Linked DNA regions of Mus musculus: region 1 is linked to region 2. Evidence: chromatin loops called from intact Hi-C (ENCODE). Cell type or tissue: heart. All regions are shown on one strand.

What was found. Hi-C counts contacts between places; a loop is a spot of excess contacts. Peaks named below come from ENCODE experiments on the same cell type or tissue, not always from the same donor. Only the 100,000 strongest peaks of a DNase experiment are listed, where the experiment ranks them.
Region 1: a loop joins it to region 2, with 2.3 times the contacts of the local background. A loop is called at or near these places in 4 of 42 quality-filtered maps.

What each region holds. Positions count from the first base shown.
Region 1 is chr9:114,910,311-114,918,310 of GRCm38, forward strand. It overlaps Gpd1l (glycerol-3-phosphate dehydrogenase 1-like), which reads right to left. Exons shown (of 8, transcript NM_175380.5): 3 at 6,671-6,811; 4 at 4,016-4,154; 5 at 566-678. Among named protein-coding and RNA genes, the nearest start is that of Gpd1l, 20 kb to the right of the region's middle. In heart, a CTCF peak has its summit at 3,086 (motif pointing right); a DNase peak (open chromatin) is centred at 3,171; H3K27ac peaks cover 721 bases.
Region 2 is chr9:115,258,614-115,266,613 of GRCm38, forward strand. It overlaps Stt3b (STT3, subunit of the oligosaccharyltransferase complex, homolog B (S. cerevisiae)), which reads right to left. Exons shown (of 16, transcript NM_024222.3): 5 at 7,481-7,580. Among named protein-coding and RNA genes, the nearest start is that of Stt3b, 48 kb to the right of the region's middle. In heart, a CTCF peak has its summit at 3,180 (motif pointing left); no DNase peak of the experiment used is centred here.

The DNA of each region.
Region 1 (8,000 bases), 350 kb before region 2:
GCATGTGACACACATATGTACATGGCAAGCAAAGCATGCACACAGATAAAAAGCATCTAAACACAATTTTAAAAGATCACAGCTCACTGATATTTATAAATAAAAGAGACAGAGGCCCCGCCTCGGAAGGGGCAACGAGGCACCCAAGAGCAAGGCTTGCTCTTTTTCACGGGTGCCTATGTCAAGTGCGTATAGCTCAGCTGCAGAGATGGCCCAGGGGGAAAGCACCTGTCACGCAAGACTGAATTAAACCCAGAACCCAGGTCAGATTGGACACGGCAGGAGAGGGGTGATGAAAAAGAATCACAGAAGGCTATGGGCTAGCCTGGTGTACCTGAGGGTGAGCGGCAAAGAAACCCTGTCTCAAACAAAGTGGAAGTCAAGGAACACACTGGAGATGGGTCTCTGACGCGCGCACACACACACACACACACCTGAACCAACACACCAGCCAGTCAAAACAGTTAACTCTCCCATGTTAGACTACTGACACTGGTCTAGCCTCAGTACCTCCACGTCAGACAGCTAACACTAGCCTAAGTACCTCCTTCCCTGGGTGGGATACCTTAAGAGCACCGCAAAGCTCCACGGTGTCTGCATCGTCTACCACAGTGATTCTGAAGTTGGGCGTCTGCAGCAGCTCTTTGAAGAGAAGGCCGTTCTGCATCACTTTGCTGCCTGTAGGAGAGCAGACGATTGATTAGTGATGTCCCTGTGCCCACTTCTATACCTGGTAGAGGTCTAGAGCATAACTTTTTCTTTTTTTTTAGATTTACTTATTATTATATGTAAGTACACTGTAGCTGTCTTCAGACACACTAGAAGAGGGCGTCAGATCTCATTATAGATGGTTGTGAGCCACCATGTGGTTGCTGGGATTTTAACTCAGGACCTTCGGAAGAGCATGGGAGCTTCACACACACACACACACACACACACAGGGATAGAAGGCACATAGCTATGGACACACAACCTCAGCTCTCACGTCTAAGTGAATGACAGTTTCGGTGAGTGACTATGACCTGGAACACAGATTCAGGCTGCCCCAGATACCATGCTCCACCATGGCAATAGGCTCGTCAGCCTGTTATAGCCAAGAGTCCAAGCTCTTTTCAATACACTGCTGGGAACATCAAGAGGGTTTACAACAGTGGGGAAAGCTCTGTTACAGGTTCCCAATGCCACCTGGAGATGTCCTTAGCTTTTGGGTTGGTAGACACCAGTGTCTGTTAAGTTGATACATTTCAAAAGGTTTTACCAGGATGTTAGAGCAGACACACAGGTGGCTAGCACTCGGCTGGAAAGGGGGCTAAAGATAGACCAAGATGATTGGATCTGTAACACCAAGTCTCCACTGAGTTCGATCGCCTTGTGGAATCTTTTTAAGGTGTGATTTCTTTTAAGGGTGAACCTTAGTTCAGATAACAGAAATGGAGCCCATGGAACGGTGGAAGAAAACCAGCTCTTCAGAGAGTTGTTCTGACCTCAACATGTGTGCTTGCTGCGAACACTAACTCTTCACAATACTAATTAGCTGATTTTGAAAAAAAATTAAGCCCTGCATTTAAAATTTATCAAAAATGAAAAGGTTTTCTCGAAATGGAATGTAAGATCCATGTGTTTTAGAGTGTGCCGTCCACAAATGTTGGAGGATGGGCATTCCGTCAAGAAGATGTGTGTGGTCCCCCTCCCTCTGCAGCTTGCTGGATTGGATGCCCCTTGGCTTTCATGCACTCAGCTCCTTTTATTCTTTTTTGTGTGTTTTGGACGTCTTTGATTTAACAGTAGAAGCAGCCTGATAGGATGACACGCCTTTAATCCCAGCAATCTGGAGGCAGAGGCAGGTGGACCTCTATGAAATGGAGGCCAGCCTGATCTGTATAGTGAGACCCTGTCTCAAAAAACTGAAATAAGCCAGACCACAAAGAATCAGTCCTGATGATGGATATGTTGCATGAGACCACAGTATCTGTGGAGCTGATACAAAAGCCACCATGAGGTTATCCTGGGCTACACTAGGAAACTGCTCTCAGAAATACCAAACATGCCAGGCAGTGGTGGTGGCACACACCTTTAATCCCAGCACTTGGGAGGCAGAGGCAGGTGGATTTCTGAGTTTGAGGCCAGCCTGACCTATAGAGACAGCCAGGGCAGCCAAGGCTACACAGAGAAACCCTGACTTGAAAAACCAAAAAAGGAAAAGAAAAAGAAAAAGAAAGAAAAGAAAAAGAGGAAGAAATACCAAACACAACAATAGCAACAAAGTAAAAACAAACCAAAGCAAAACCTTAACCATTATGCCTGCCATGAAATCTGTGGCTGGTGGGGTGCAGGTGGGTTAGGTGAACCCTTCCTGGGTTCTAAACTCAGGACTTTAAGGCTTTCTAGGTAAATGCTGCCCTCAAGCCAGCAGCAACTCTCAGGACACCAGAAGGGACTCTGGCCCCAGGCTCTGCCTGCCTCCAGGTGGGAGGCCAGCTGCTCCCATGACTGCCCGCACACACTACCACCCGGGAGCTTTAAAAACACTCGAAACCAGGCCACAGCTCAGACCTATTAAATCACAGCTCTGGAGTGGAGCAGCGTGGCTCGTTTGTGAGGCTCCCCAGGTGACTCGGATAGCAGCCAAGTTTGTAGATCTTTGATTTAACCTCCTCCAGCTCCCCCTGAGGAAAAAAACACTCGGCCCTCTCAGGCTGGCTGCAAAGTTAAGTAAGGAAGGATCTGAAAGAAAACAGTCTTGGTGGGGACAGGGCTAGGGCCCCATAATTACAAAGTCAGCTGACATTTGCTAGTTGTGCTTGTGTGTGTTCACATGAAGAGTGTGTGAATGTGCGTGTCTTATCTGTGCAAGGTGCTCACTTGTGCGTGTGGAGGTGGTCATCGATGCCAACCCATCCCCACTCCATATGATTTTTCAGATCACATAACGTCAGGAACAATGTTAGCTGTCTAGGTGTGTGGACCTTGCAGGACTTCTGTGAATGAATATGGGATCATTTTCGCTTAAGAGAGCACTACGACTTATCTATCACTGGCTTTGTCAAATCAGGAGCACGAAAGGAGTGTTCACCACAAGGGGGCAGCAGATTCTTGACGACAGCATTGCCATCTGGTGCTCTAAATTATCCTGATTTTCTCCTCCAGAGAATTCTGGACTCGGGACAGAGACTTACGACTTTACAGTTAAAACCGCAGCTGTTCCTTAATGTCACCAACCCAGAGACCAGGAGGTGGGGGTGTAGCTCAGTGAACTTACTTGAGGACTGAGTTCAATTCCCAGGAGCCATGTCAGCCATGTTAAACCTGCCACTAAATCCAGCTCCAGAAGTGTCCTACATCTCTGGCTTCTAGGGGCAGCTGCATTAAGTGTATATAGCCCCTCCATGTACATACAGATGTCTCTGAAGGCACGGAGGCCAGAAGTCAATAGTAAGTGTCTTCCTCAGTAACTCATATCCATATTGTTATTTTTACATGTTTTATTTATTTATAAATGTGTATATACCTAGTGCCCATGGAGGCCAGGAAAGGGCATTGGATCCCCTCGAACCGAAGTTACAGGCATTTCTGAGCCTCCATATAGATGCTGAGAGTTAAACCAAGCTCTTCTACAAGAACAAGTGCTGAGCCATCTCTCCTGCACCTCCAGTGGTTTTCAGAAGCAGGGTCTCTCATGGAACCTGCAGCTCACTGACTGGTGAGGCTAGTTGTCCAGCAAACCGCTGGCATCCTCCAGTTCCCACCTCCCAGCTCTGGGATTACAGGCAACCAGTGCTGTGGCAGCTTTTTCTAGGGATCTGGACTCATGTCCTCACGCAGCAGACACTTTATCTATTGAACCATCTCCCCAGCGCCCCATGGAGGATTACAGGCCTGAGTTTATTTATAGGCAGGCCATGTGCAGCATATGAGGCCCTGAGCCCCCAGCCAGAGCTGGGAAGAACCAAGTGGGGACAGGAACAGCTCTCCCTAAGCACCCAGCACGGCCGGGGCCCTCCCTCTGCAGGCTCACCAATGGTGGTCTCGCAGAACTTCTCCGCAGCGACCTCACTGGCGATGTTGGCCCCCATCAGCACACTGATGTCGATCCCCATCTTCTCTCGGATGATGTCGGAGATTAGCTTCAGCCCGTCGGGGCCCTCATCTATGCCCTAGAGGGGTTCAGATGAGTCAGGGGAGGCTTGCAAATCAATTAGGTAAAAGGCAGTTGTTCTGTAAGTAATCATAGTTGGACGTGGGGACTCACGCCTGTGATTCCACCGTACCTGTAATCCAGGAGGACTGCATGGAGTCCAGGACCAGCCTTGGCCACATAGAAAGTTGGAAGTCAGCCTGGGCTACAGAGTGAAACTTTCTATCAAGCACAGAGGACAGAATGAAGCAACTTGCTTTGGGTAAGATGGTGTGTGTGTTGGAGGGGTGGGCACAGAAGTGTCTGTGTTCGCTGATAAGCACTAGGGTACCAGGAATATTAAACGCACAGGGATATCTCAAAGGGAGAGACACATAACCTATTTTCCATTGAGATGGCTGGGAAGAGATGTGGTTAGTAGCCTGGTGACCTTTGACCCCAGGTCCTCTACCACACCCTTACCAGGAGCTTGCTTTTCTCAATCAATCTATAGAATCCATCTTTATGGGCGATGTCACATGTGTTTTACAAAGTTTTGACGTCAAGTCTTATGTTTTGTTGTACACATGCGATTGAGTTCATTATCACCAGGAAGTTTTTTCATCCAATCCTGCTGTGCTTAAATATGCCTAAAATAAACCACCACTGAATCCTACTCCAGACTGCCCTCTTATCTCTTGACACTTGGCTGGCCATGGTGTTTGAGGAGACCTCTCCCCTCAACACTGTTAAGGTTGCTTTGCAGAATGGGAGCTCTGGCCTGGAAGGCCCTGAGAGCACACAGACCCGTGGCACCTGCCAGGGCTCTGGCGGCTCCCACTGATAAGGAGCAGATTCTGGGATATTGGGGAGGTCACAATTGCTGTCATATGCTAACCCCAAAGTCAGCTTCAGGCACCAAGGACAGCCCCAGTTTAGTTACGTCCATTATCGACAGTGAATAGTACGTGGCTTCTGTGAGGTGGAGATGCTGTGTGTGTGTGTGGGTGGGTGGGGGGGCCTCTCTCCATGTTCCTCTTTTTCTCCTTACCCTCCTCCCAGCTGACAGAACAGCCATCCTGAATGTCTTCATCGCCTCACACAATTTTCTCTTATTCATTTTTAAGTGTTTTGCCTGTGAGCATGACTGTCTACCACGTGTGTGCAGTTCCCAAGAAGGCTGTAATCCAGGAGGACTGCATGGAGTCCAGGGCCAGCCTTGGCCACATAGAAAGTTGGAAGTCAGCCTGGGCTACAGAGTGAAACTTTCTATTAAGCACAGAGGACAGAATGAAGCAACTTGCTTTGGGTAAGATGGTGTGTGTGTTGGGCGGGGGTGGGCATCAGGTTTCCCTGGAATTGGGATTAAAGACAGGCACCTCCTGGTGGGTGCTAGGAAGAAAACTTTAGCCCTCGGCAAGAGCAATGAGTGCCCTTAACCACTGAGCCACCTCTCCAGTCCACCCCTCGATTCTTGATCATTTTATCACATGTAACTGTCCCACCATAACGTGACACTAGTGTGCCCATCTTCGAAAGCTGATGATGAACAGCACCGCAATGTTCATCTACACGGTTTGGCTCGGCGCTGCATAACTAGGTTAGAAACTCGCATACACGGACACATGTGTGTTGACTCTTCTCTGTTCCCTGACGCAAGGACTTCCAAAATGAAAAGTTCAGAATCCATTATTATGACAGACCCCACCACTAGCTGTGCGGTAAAGTTTGTGGGTTTGATTTTGGAAGTCTAGATGAAGAAACCATGTACCTATAAGAGTACCTAGAAAATCAATTAACTGAAGGGAAGAAACCTTTCAGCTGGAGATGAAAATGAGTAAAAACACTGCAACCACCGGGCGTGGTGGCACACGCCTTTAATCCCAGCACTTGGGAGGCAGAGGCAGGCGGATTTCTGAGTTGGAGGCCAACCTGGTCTTACAGAGTGAGTTCCAGGACAGCCAGGGCTATACAGAGAAACCCTGTCTCAAAAAACCAAAAAAAAAAAAACCACCCAAAACCAAAACAAAAAATCCCCCAAAACACCGCAACTTTCCCACCTGTGGTGCCACCTGAATGTTGGAGATAAACTAAGAGAGAAACAGCTGTCCTGAAAATGGTGGCACCATCTCCTGGGCCAGAGTCCCAGGCTGAATAAGAAATTAAAGAGGCCGGGGAGAGATATCGCTCAGTGCTGAGTGCTCGCCGGGCAGGCACAAGGTAATGAGCGCCAGCATCCATCACAGCACAAAACGAAACAATGAAAACTCGGCAAGCCAGCTGATGCCACGTTCCACAGTCTCGGCCTCGTGGTCTGTGAGCTGGCAGCTGCCCTCAGCCAGGCCTGCCTGGTCTCCCTGGCCATAATGGGCCATCTTGCCTCAAACAGTGAGCCAAAATCAACCTCTCTCCACTGATGTTGCTTCCTGTCATGTGTTTAGTCATGGCTGGTGAGAAAGATGCCCGATATACTTCAAATAAAGGAAAGAGGACATGAACTCAGGAGGAACCAGGTCCCAGGACCCGCCTAGTCCTCCGCTCTGCGCGCCTACCTACCTTGATGAGGGTGATCCCCAGGGCCTTCTCGGGCACCCTGCCCGTGATCTCATCGCAGATCTTGTGGATGAACTGGTGAGGGATGACGAACACCAGCAGGTCCGCGTCCTGCACGGCTTCGCTGAGGTTTGGGACAGCGACCTGCAAAGTGGGGAGACAGACAACACCTGCAGAAATTCCATCAGTCCGTACCCTCGCCCCTTCACAATACATGCTGCCATGAGGTACCGCCATCTCCACCCCCACTCTTTCTAGAAGGACCCTGATGTGTCCTTAATTTTTGCTAAAATTTTTAAATTATGCCTTAGTTTTATTGACTGGTGTGTGTGTGTGTGTGTGTGTGTGTGTGTGTGTGTGTAAACATGCATGCATGTGGACGTCAGAGGGCAGCTTGGCTCTCTCCTCTCTGTCCGACCTCGGGAGCAAACTCAGGTAATCAAGCTTGTGTGCAGATGCCGTCAGCCACTGAACATCTTACCTGCTCCACTACTGTTCTTATTGAGATAGGGTTGCTTGCCCTTTACTGCCCAGGCTGTCCTGGAAGTCACCATGTAGCCCATGATGGCCTCAAACTCACTATCCTCCTGCCTCAGCCTCTCTTTCACCCTGGATTCCAAGATGCTAAGTAAGATAGAAGGATTGGGGGTCCAAGGTTATCTTTGGCCACATAGCAAGTTTGAGGCCAGCCCCTGCTACATAAGACTGTCTCAGAGGGCTAAAACCAAACCCACTCAAGTGTAGATATGCAGATTTAACGAGACCAGTGTTTTCTAAAAACCTGGCAGAGCTCAATAGACAAGGGTGAGAGAGACAATGAGACTAATCCCGAGGGAGCTGTGATCAGTGGCTCCCGTGTCACACTGGGGCCACTGAAGTCAGAGCGCCACAGCAGAAGAGCCTCACTCCACCTGGCTGAGCTCCAAGGAAGAGCAATGAAGCCAGATTGGCCACCACTCTTGTAAGGACAGGACACAACTGCTGTCCTCTCCGTTCAGGTCCATGAACATCACACACTCAGACCTGCCATGCCAGCTTTGAGAACGTGGCACTCAGCAACAGTGGCCACTGTCACAGAAGGTCCCTGAGTGGGGGCCCCAGGCAGGGTCAGGCATGCAATGGTTTAGGATCCATGCAAAGTAGGACTTAGACTCTGCAGTCTCAGCCTCACTGACAGACAGACATAGCAATGCTAGGCTGGGAACAGGGAACGGGGCTCGGTTGGAAGGGAGCCTTTTCAGGATTCAGGAAGCCCTGAGTTACAGCCCCAGAACCATAAACCTGGGGTGGTTGGCTGGGGAGATGGGGGAAGGAAGATCAGGAGTTGGATCAT
Region 2 (8,000 bases):
AACACATAAATATATTTAAAAATCTTTTTAGAAAAGTTAACAGAACAATAGAATCTTGAAGTGGATTTGATATATGAATGTTAGTTGCATTATAGACCATAAATATTCTATCTATTTTTAAAAGTATTGTTTGTAGACCTCACTCACAATTTCAGAGACTCGTGCTACCTTTCGAGCAAATAAATGGAATCACATTTCTAAAACGTCACCATTAGTAATCATTGATAAGAGCCAAGAAATTCTGCAACTGCACTTGCATTAAGTAACTACCATTGCTGTGTTATTAATCCAAAATATTCATGGCCTCACAAACACCTGCCACCAATCATGTGTGCCCACTAGTCTCAGAAGCTCGGAGTATTTTGTGCCTTCTATGCAGTTTCCTAAGACTTCTCAGGTAGAAGCTGAAGTGTTTAAAAAGGAAAAGAACCTGCCAGTCACGGAAGTCAGTCTAACAGAAAGACTGTTTGCTCTCCATAGTACCCTCCTAGCTCACACCGATCCTAGAGCACACCGCTGCTGTAGCGCAGTGGCAATCTGTGTCAAAGACTGGTTTTCCACTCATGGCTACAGATCAAGATTAGGTCATCTGACAAGAGAGAAAGTATTAGGAGTGACTGAAACTAAAATTTTATCAGAAGAGAAAAGGTTTATCTAAAATAAGCTGATGTGGAAATAGTATTCTATTCATAAAATTTATATACATCATTTTCATAAATGTACTTGATGTTCAGTTTTGGGTAAATAAGTCACTATAAAAAGGGAAGTCTAGGATACCTTCGAAATAGAAGATGCTACTGTGTGTTCTCTGCCTGCTATACTCGTCACAACACAGCACAGAGCATATGCTTCCCTCCTCCTTGCCTTTAGAGTTGTATTTATCTGCTTTTAAAAGAAACTAATTTTTAGAAGGGAAATTGTGAACCATTAGTTCAAATGCTACACTGCTTCCCAAACTGTCTGCTAAGTTATAACTACTGTGTTGGGAAGATAAGCTCATACATACAATAGAAAGGGCCAGAGCTTGTGGGGAGAGTTTTCAAAAACTCAGAACTAATGAAGGCCACAGTTCTGCCAGCCACTCAAAGTGAACTCTGCAGACGCACTGATGCCGCAGTGGTATGCCCCTTTGTGAAATATTCAAATAAAATCCAAGTTATCACAATTTTTAATCTGCTTATGTGGTCAAGGGGCCTTCTAGTAAGTTTCTTTTATTAATTAATCTGTGTTGAAGCCCTGATAAGAGTCAGAAGCAGAATTGGGGGGGGGGGAGCAGAGGGAGGGAGGGAGGGAGGACAAGGTTACCATGTGATCCCCAAATATACAAAATCAAATTCTTCAGTTCCATTAGCACAGAGCGAGAGCTGGGTGGGGTCTGCGGCCTCCTCCCCACATCAGAGCCGCAAACCCACTGTGCTCACTATGCATCTTACAGTGTGGAACTCAGAAACCCACCCCCAGCCAGGAACACAGAGACACTACTAGCAAAGACTGTGAAGAGTGCAGTTTTTCCTCAGTGAGGCCTGCACACACCAAACACTGCAAAATCACCTCAGGCTGGGGCTGCCTCCAAGAAATAAACACGGAACTCAGCAGCACTCACAGGATTTGGGCTGAATATAATAGACAATACAAACTCAATTTAAAAACAATAAACTATTCCCCTTTTTAAAAAGCCAAGGAGAAAATGAGGCAGTAAAACTACCTTACGGGGCTGGTGAAATGGCTCAGTGGGTAAGAGCACCCGACTGCTCTTCTGAAGGTCCAGAGTTCAAATCCCAGTAACCACATGGTGGCTCACAACCATCTGTAATGAGATCTGACTCCCTCTTCTGGTGTGTCTGAAGACAGCTACAGTGTACTTACATATAATAAATAAATAAATCTTAAAAAAACAAAAAACAAACAAACAAAAAAAACTACCTTACAACGAACAAGCATGTGACCACCCCAGAGAAAACACCCCAACTTCATCCACCACACGGCTGCTTCCCACGGACTTCAGACATGAGTTCTTATCATCGGTAAGGAGAAGCAATACCAGGGCTGGGGAGTGGCTCAGCAGTGAGGCGCTTGTCTAGAGTGCCTAAGGCTCTAGGTACTCTTCAGGACACGAAATATCAAAGCAACCAATAACAAGTCTCTATGGGAACAAAGCACTAGAGGCCACGTTAATAGGAAGAGTGTCAAAAATGAATTCAAGGAAAGGGTAAGTTCTTATTGCTTGGCTTATGTCAAACAAAGTAACAGAAACGGACATGACAGCTGGAAAGGCCTGTGCACCAGCCTCCTCCTTTCACCTGAGCCAGTGAAGCCACTCTGCAGGACCCTGCACGGACCCAGAGTTCTGTGTAAAGGAGCTGGACCCACAGTAGCCTGAGCTGATTGATAGCTGTGGATCACTGGATGCTGTCAAGTGTTTACACAGGAGAAATACATATCCGACTCACAGAGCCCTTCAATACACAGGAAACCACTTGTACCAAATCAAGATTGTGACTGCTAGCCAAGCTCCACAGTCACATTTACCTCACGTAAGATACTGTGCTTCCTAAATTTATAAAATAGCACACATAACTCAATATCTAATTTAAATCTCACAAACTTTAAAAAACTTAAAACATAAAAAGTGGAAAATTAGATTCACATGAGTAGAAAGACCTGAAGATGAAGAAGAAACACCTCTATCCACTGTAAAAATAAAGTACTTTTCCCTCCAGATTATATGACAGTACCAAATAGTGTACTTTCAGAAAGACCTTATATCTATGACAATCGGGACATTTTCAAAACAGAGAATCCTGGTAAGAGCAATCCAAGCTGGCCTCTAAGTCCGTCTGAGGAGCAGGGAGAGCACAGCATGTCTGGCTACACCGTGACAGCGGGAGGAGGAGGCTTCTCCAAGCAGAGGCAGGAGCAGCAGCATAAAAGGCACACACCATCCTCACAGGACCTCAGCAGTACACCCGCAGCACCGCTCCTTCCTCAAACTCCACTAGGAGCCATTACCAAACCACAACCCCAGCCAGCCCAACTTTCTACGCAGCCACACTAACCTATTTCTCGACTCTTACACTATTCCATCAAAGAAGTGAGCTCTAAGAAAGAGCACAACCCAACGATACCGTAAATCACTCATTACATCATAAAAGTGCTACCACACTGCCATCCTGTGGAAACACAGTTCCTGGCATTCACTGCTGCAAACTATGCTCCTGGTTAGAAAAATGCCCCCTAAAACAACTGGACTTATTCACATGTACAATTTAGTTTTACTCTGTTTAGAGAGAAATCGATAGAAATCCTAATCTTGTTTTTCCTCAGAATATTGAGTGGCAGTGGCATGGCAGCTAGTGAACCTGTGGCCAATGCCACACTGGGCTCCAGGTCCACTGAAACCGTAGGTTGATAAGAGTGCTGCGCTCACTTCCACACCTCCCTGAGAAGCCATTACAACTCGGCAGCACTCTCTGGGCCATCTTTTATTCTGGAGTGTCAGGGCATGATGTGGAGGTCAGAGGACAACCTAGAGGTCTCCCTTCCTCCTTGAGACAGGTCTTTCTTGGCTGTTGCATACCCTAGTGATTGAATTATGGAGCTACCATGGCTGCTTCAAATGTGTTCCAGTCAGGGCCTCACACAGTGCCTGTCACCTTTTCCTCTGCCCACGTCTCTGGAGTTTTAAGCTACTACTACTCTTCTTTCTGCAAACTTAAGAGAAGGGTCTGTGAACACACAAATCCACCTACATTAACCCACCATAGGGCCCACCAGCCCTTGTAAGTTACTTCATCTCTCGGTCAGTGTCAAATAGGAACAGCTAACAAAATATCCCTCTTCTGTTAGACAAGATACAGAGGAGAAAGACCTTACAATCCAATCAGTTCCACCTGACTGCTATCAAACAATATTAAAGTTTGTAAGAAGGTTGAAAAGTTTACTTAGTAAAGCCACCTTGCTACTTTGTGAGCACTCTGGCTACCGAGAGTTTTGGTAAACGGGTAAAGCCTGGGGAGAGCAGCAAGAGCAACAGGCAGGAAATAGGCTCTTCCGACTAGCAGGACAGCTGGGTGTGCGCACAGGCACAGGTATACACTCTTCTTCCCAGGGACACTGCTCATAGCCACCAGGTAGAGCATGTCACTGACACAGACATTTTACAAGGTCCACATTTGTAAAGGCAGGAAGATATGACTTCCTCAAACTACTCGAGCAAGATTATCACACTTTCCAATGGAAACAGAGTATTGCTGGGCAGTGGTGGTGCATGCCTTTAGTCCCAGCACTCGGGAGGCAGAGGCAGGCGGATTTGTGAGTTTGAGGCCAGCCTGGTCTACAAAGTGAGTTCCAGGACAGCCAGGGCTATACAGAGAAACCCTGTCTCGAAAAACAAAAAAACAAACAGACAAAGGAGCAAAAAAACAAACAGACAAAGAAACAAACAAAGAAACAAACAAAAGAGAAAGAAAGGAAGGAAGGAAGGAAGGAAGGAAGGAAGGAAGGAAGGAAGGAAGGAAGGAAGGAAGGAAGGAAGGAAGGAACCTTCTGCTACTAGCCAGTAGGAGACTAAGGGTGAGAATCTGGAGGATGAGAACCTAGAGGAAATGCACCCAGATTTAAAGCTCTAGTTCTGGGCTGGATCAGCAGTTAAGATCCAGTCAGTTGGCTTGGATCTTCCAGATGACCTGGGTTCAATTCCTAACACCCACATGATGGCTTACAACTGGGGTTCCAGGGGATCGGATGCCCTCTTCTGACCTCAGCAGGCACAAAGGCATGCATGCACGTGGTGCACACATACATGCAGTCAAAACAAAATAGGTATGTGCAATATAAAAATAAGTTTCAAATTCTACTTCTGTCTTACAGAAGCAATTCATCAGTTCTGACAAATGCTAGTGAGACAGCATCAGAACACAGGAGAGTAAGAGCACACAGGAGGGGGCTGGTGAGATGTCTCAGTGGGTAAGAGCACCCGACTGCTCTTCCGAAGGTCCAGAGTTCAAATCCCAGCAACCACATGGTGGCTCACAACCATCCGTAACAAGATCTGACTCCCTCTTCTGGTGTGTCTGAAGACAGCTACAGTGTACTTACATATAATAATAAATAAATCTTTTAAAAAAAAAAAAAAAAGAGCACACAGGAGTGTGAACACATAAGGGAGAACTCAGGAAACCCAACTCCCCTTTCCACCTGAGATGATAGTCTCACTATGTAGCCCTGGCAAGCCTCAGCCCAGAGATCCGCCTGTTTCTGCCTCTAGATTGTTGGGATTAAAGGTAGCCCTTCCTGGCTAATTCTGCTTTTAAAAAATGAGATACTGTGACTCAATCACTCCTGCAACTATGCAGGAACTGTACCTACCTAGTATGTGTCAAAAAGTACAACAGACAAATATTAGCAAACATTAATTTACAAATAAAACAGATTTAAAAGAATTTAAACAAAATTGCAAATTTATTCCACTAAAAATAATTTAGGACTTTCCTATTCGTTTAGGGAAGGTCGCAATTCTTTACCCCAGGCTAGCCTGAAATTCACTGTGATCAAGGTTGACATCAAACTCTGGGTATCCCCTTGCCCCAGCCTCCCAAGTATTAGATTTTAAGTGAGCAGGCTTTTAGACAGACCTAAGCATCTCATGTAGTCTCCTAACTTCTACACAGAAGTGCTCCTGAACAAGTTGACAGGGACGATTCTAAGACTGGGCTCACCTATGACAGCACCAAAGCCATATTCCACTTTTGTTTGTAGGTATGGAAAAAATCTCTGTCTGTATTAATTGAAGAAGGCTTTTGATCAAAGATTCCTGTTGAGTCATAGTAAGAAAGGCCCTGGCTCTACTATTTTTAGTCTTAAGACAGAAAGATGCTGCTAGACCTCCGTTCAGGGAGTGAGTGCTCCTTGCTCCCCTAGAAAGCATTTACTGTAACCAACACAAAGACCTGCAAGCAAGAGAGAGGCCAAGACAAATGCCTTTCAGCACTGCCGTCGGCCCGGTTCATACAGCCTGAAGGTAAAACTCAAAACAGATCATCGTCTCTAAAAGGATCAATCTAGCATGGAAACTACTTTATGCTTTTATAAGTAACCCAATCATGCAAAATAATGTATCTAGTTTATAGGATGCAAGAGCAATCTCCTATCTTGGTAAATCTTTACCTGTCACAAATATAAAATCATACATCTTTTTATTAATTCCAATAGTTTGGATCAAATCCACCAAAACTACGTATGATAGTAATTAAATAATTTAAGCAAATGTAATCAGGAAATTGTGCTACAAATATTAAAGTATTATTCCAAATAGTATATGGTAATAAAAACCCTATTAGACAATCAAAGTAGGAGTGTCAGAATAAGTATTACAAACATGTTACATAAGAAAATTCAAAGCTGTTATGAGAACCCTTGACCACTATCTATGTTGTGTCTGCCCTCTGCCTACCACACAAATTTAGGGTAATTACTGCTATTAATATGAGGTGTTTAATATAAGCTATTTTTAAATTAGCAAAACTTTCTTACACATTTAAGGCTGGCTTTGAACTTGCTACCCTCTTACCTCTTAGAACTGAGACTACAAACATGTACAACCATACTTGGCTTCTAATTAATAAGCTTTACCAAAGTCCTGTTACCTACAGAACAAATCGCCTCACCTCAAATAACCAGTGTAAATTTCAAAAGCAAATAAAAACTGTAGTACAGAAACATTTTTTTTTAATTCTAAAAAGTATTTATTTTATGTGCATTGGTGTTTTGTCTGCATGTATGTTTGTGTGAGAGTGTCAGTTCTTGGAGTTACAGACAGTTGTGAGCTGCCATGTGTGTGCTGGGAATTGAACCTGGGTCCTTCCGCTGGAAGAGCAGTCAGTGCTGTTAACTGCTAAGCTATCTCTCTCCAGCCCCAAGAAATAATTATTTTAAGTCACTCTGTAAAGTTTTAGCTGACGTGTCTCTCACTGAGAGAAACAAATCCTACACCATGTTTAACTTTGACATTTTATATCCAAGCTCTCATTAACGTAAGTGAAATTCTTGTGATAAAACAGTACAGGTTTCACATCTCTGCTCCTCTGCAGTTTCATTAATAACCACATCCCTGTAAGGAATGTTCTACTACATAATGCTTCTACCCACTGACTCCTCCCCCAAGACCTTGGACCAGGCCAGCTCATTGATAAATTCAGGCACAGGTAATGCAGAACCAGTCACACAAATTAACTATTTTTACATGTTACTGCATGTGAACAAACACATGAGGCTTGTTTTGGGGCAATCTCCCTGCCCCCACCCACTGTTTGTTTTTTGTTTTGTTTTTGTTTTTTGTTTGTTTTTTGCTTATTTGTGACAGGGTGTCATGTAATCAACACAAGGCAAGTTAAACATAAAAAATGTACTGCCTTTTCATGGGCAATTACTGAGCAAACAAAGTTGTTTACTAAGAGCGCGGTTTAGAGGCAGAGCCACTTACCTATGTAGACTCTCTTGCTGTACCTCTGCATCAGCAGCAACACAAACACATGGAGAGGGATGAGGTTGATGATGAACACATAACCTCCCCACGCAGAGACCTGTGGGAAAAGAGAGGCTCAGACTCATGGCTCCTACTTCTCACTTCCTAAAACAAGTGTGTCTCATTTGTCATGACAACCTAAATATGAGAAAAAATACAATGCTAGGATTTGGGGGGACTGTTTTACTGATGATCCCATAAAGCTAGTAAGCTTTTCTAAACTCAATGGAGAATAGCTCAAGTTAGATTTGATTTAACAGGAAGACTAAGAACATCACATAACTGAACTAGAAGAAATAGGCTGTCCTGGAAATGAATATAAGCAATAAATTTTTAGACAAAAACAACAAGCGTGTATTCCATCTATTTATGATGATCTATTTACTGAAAGAAGGTTCACTTAGCTTAAGGAGGAGGGATTCTGACTCTGGTCAGTGACTCAGCTAAAGGGGCACTCACATCCCCTGGCCACACTGTG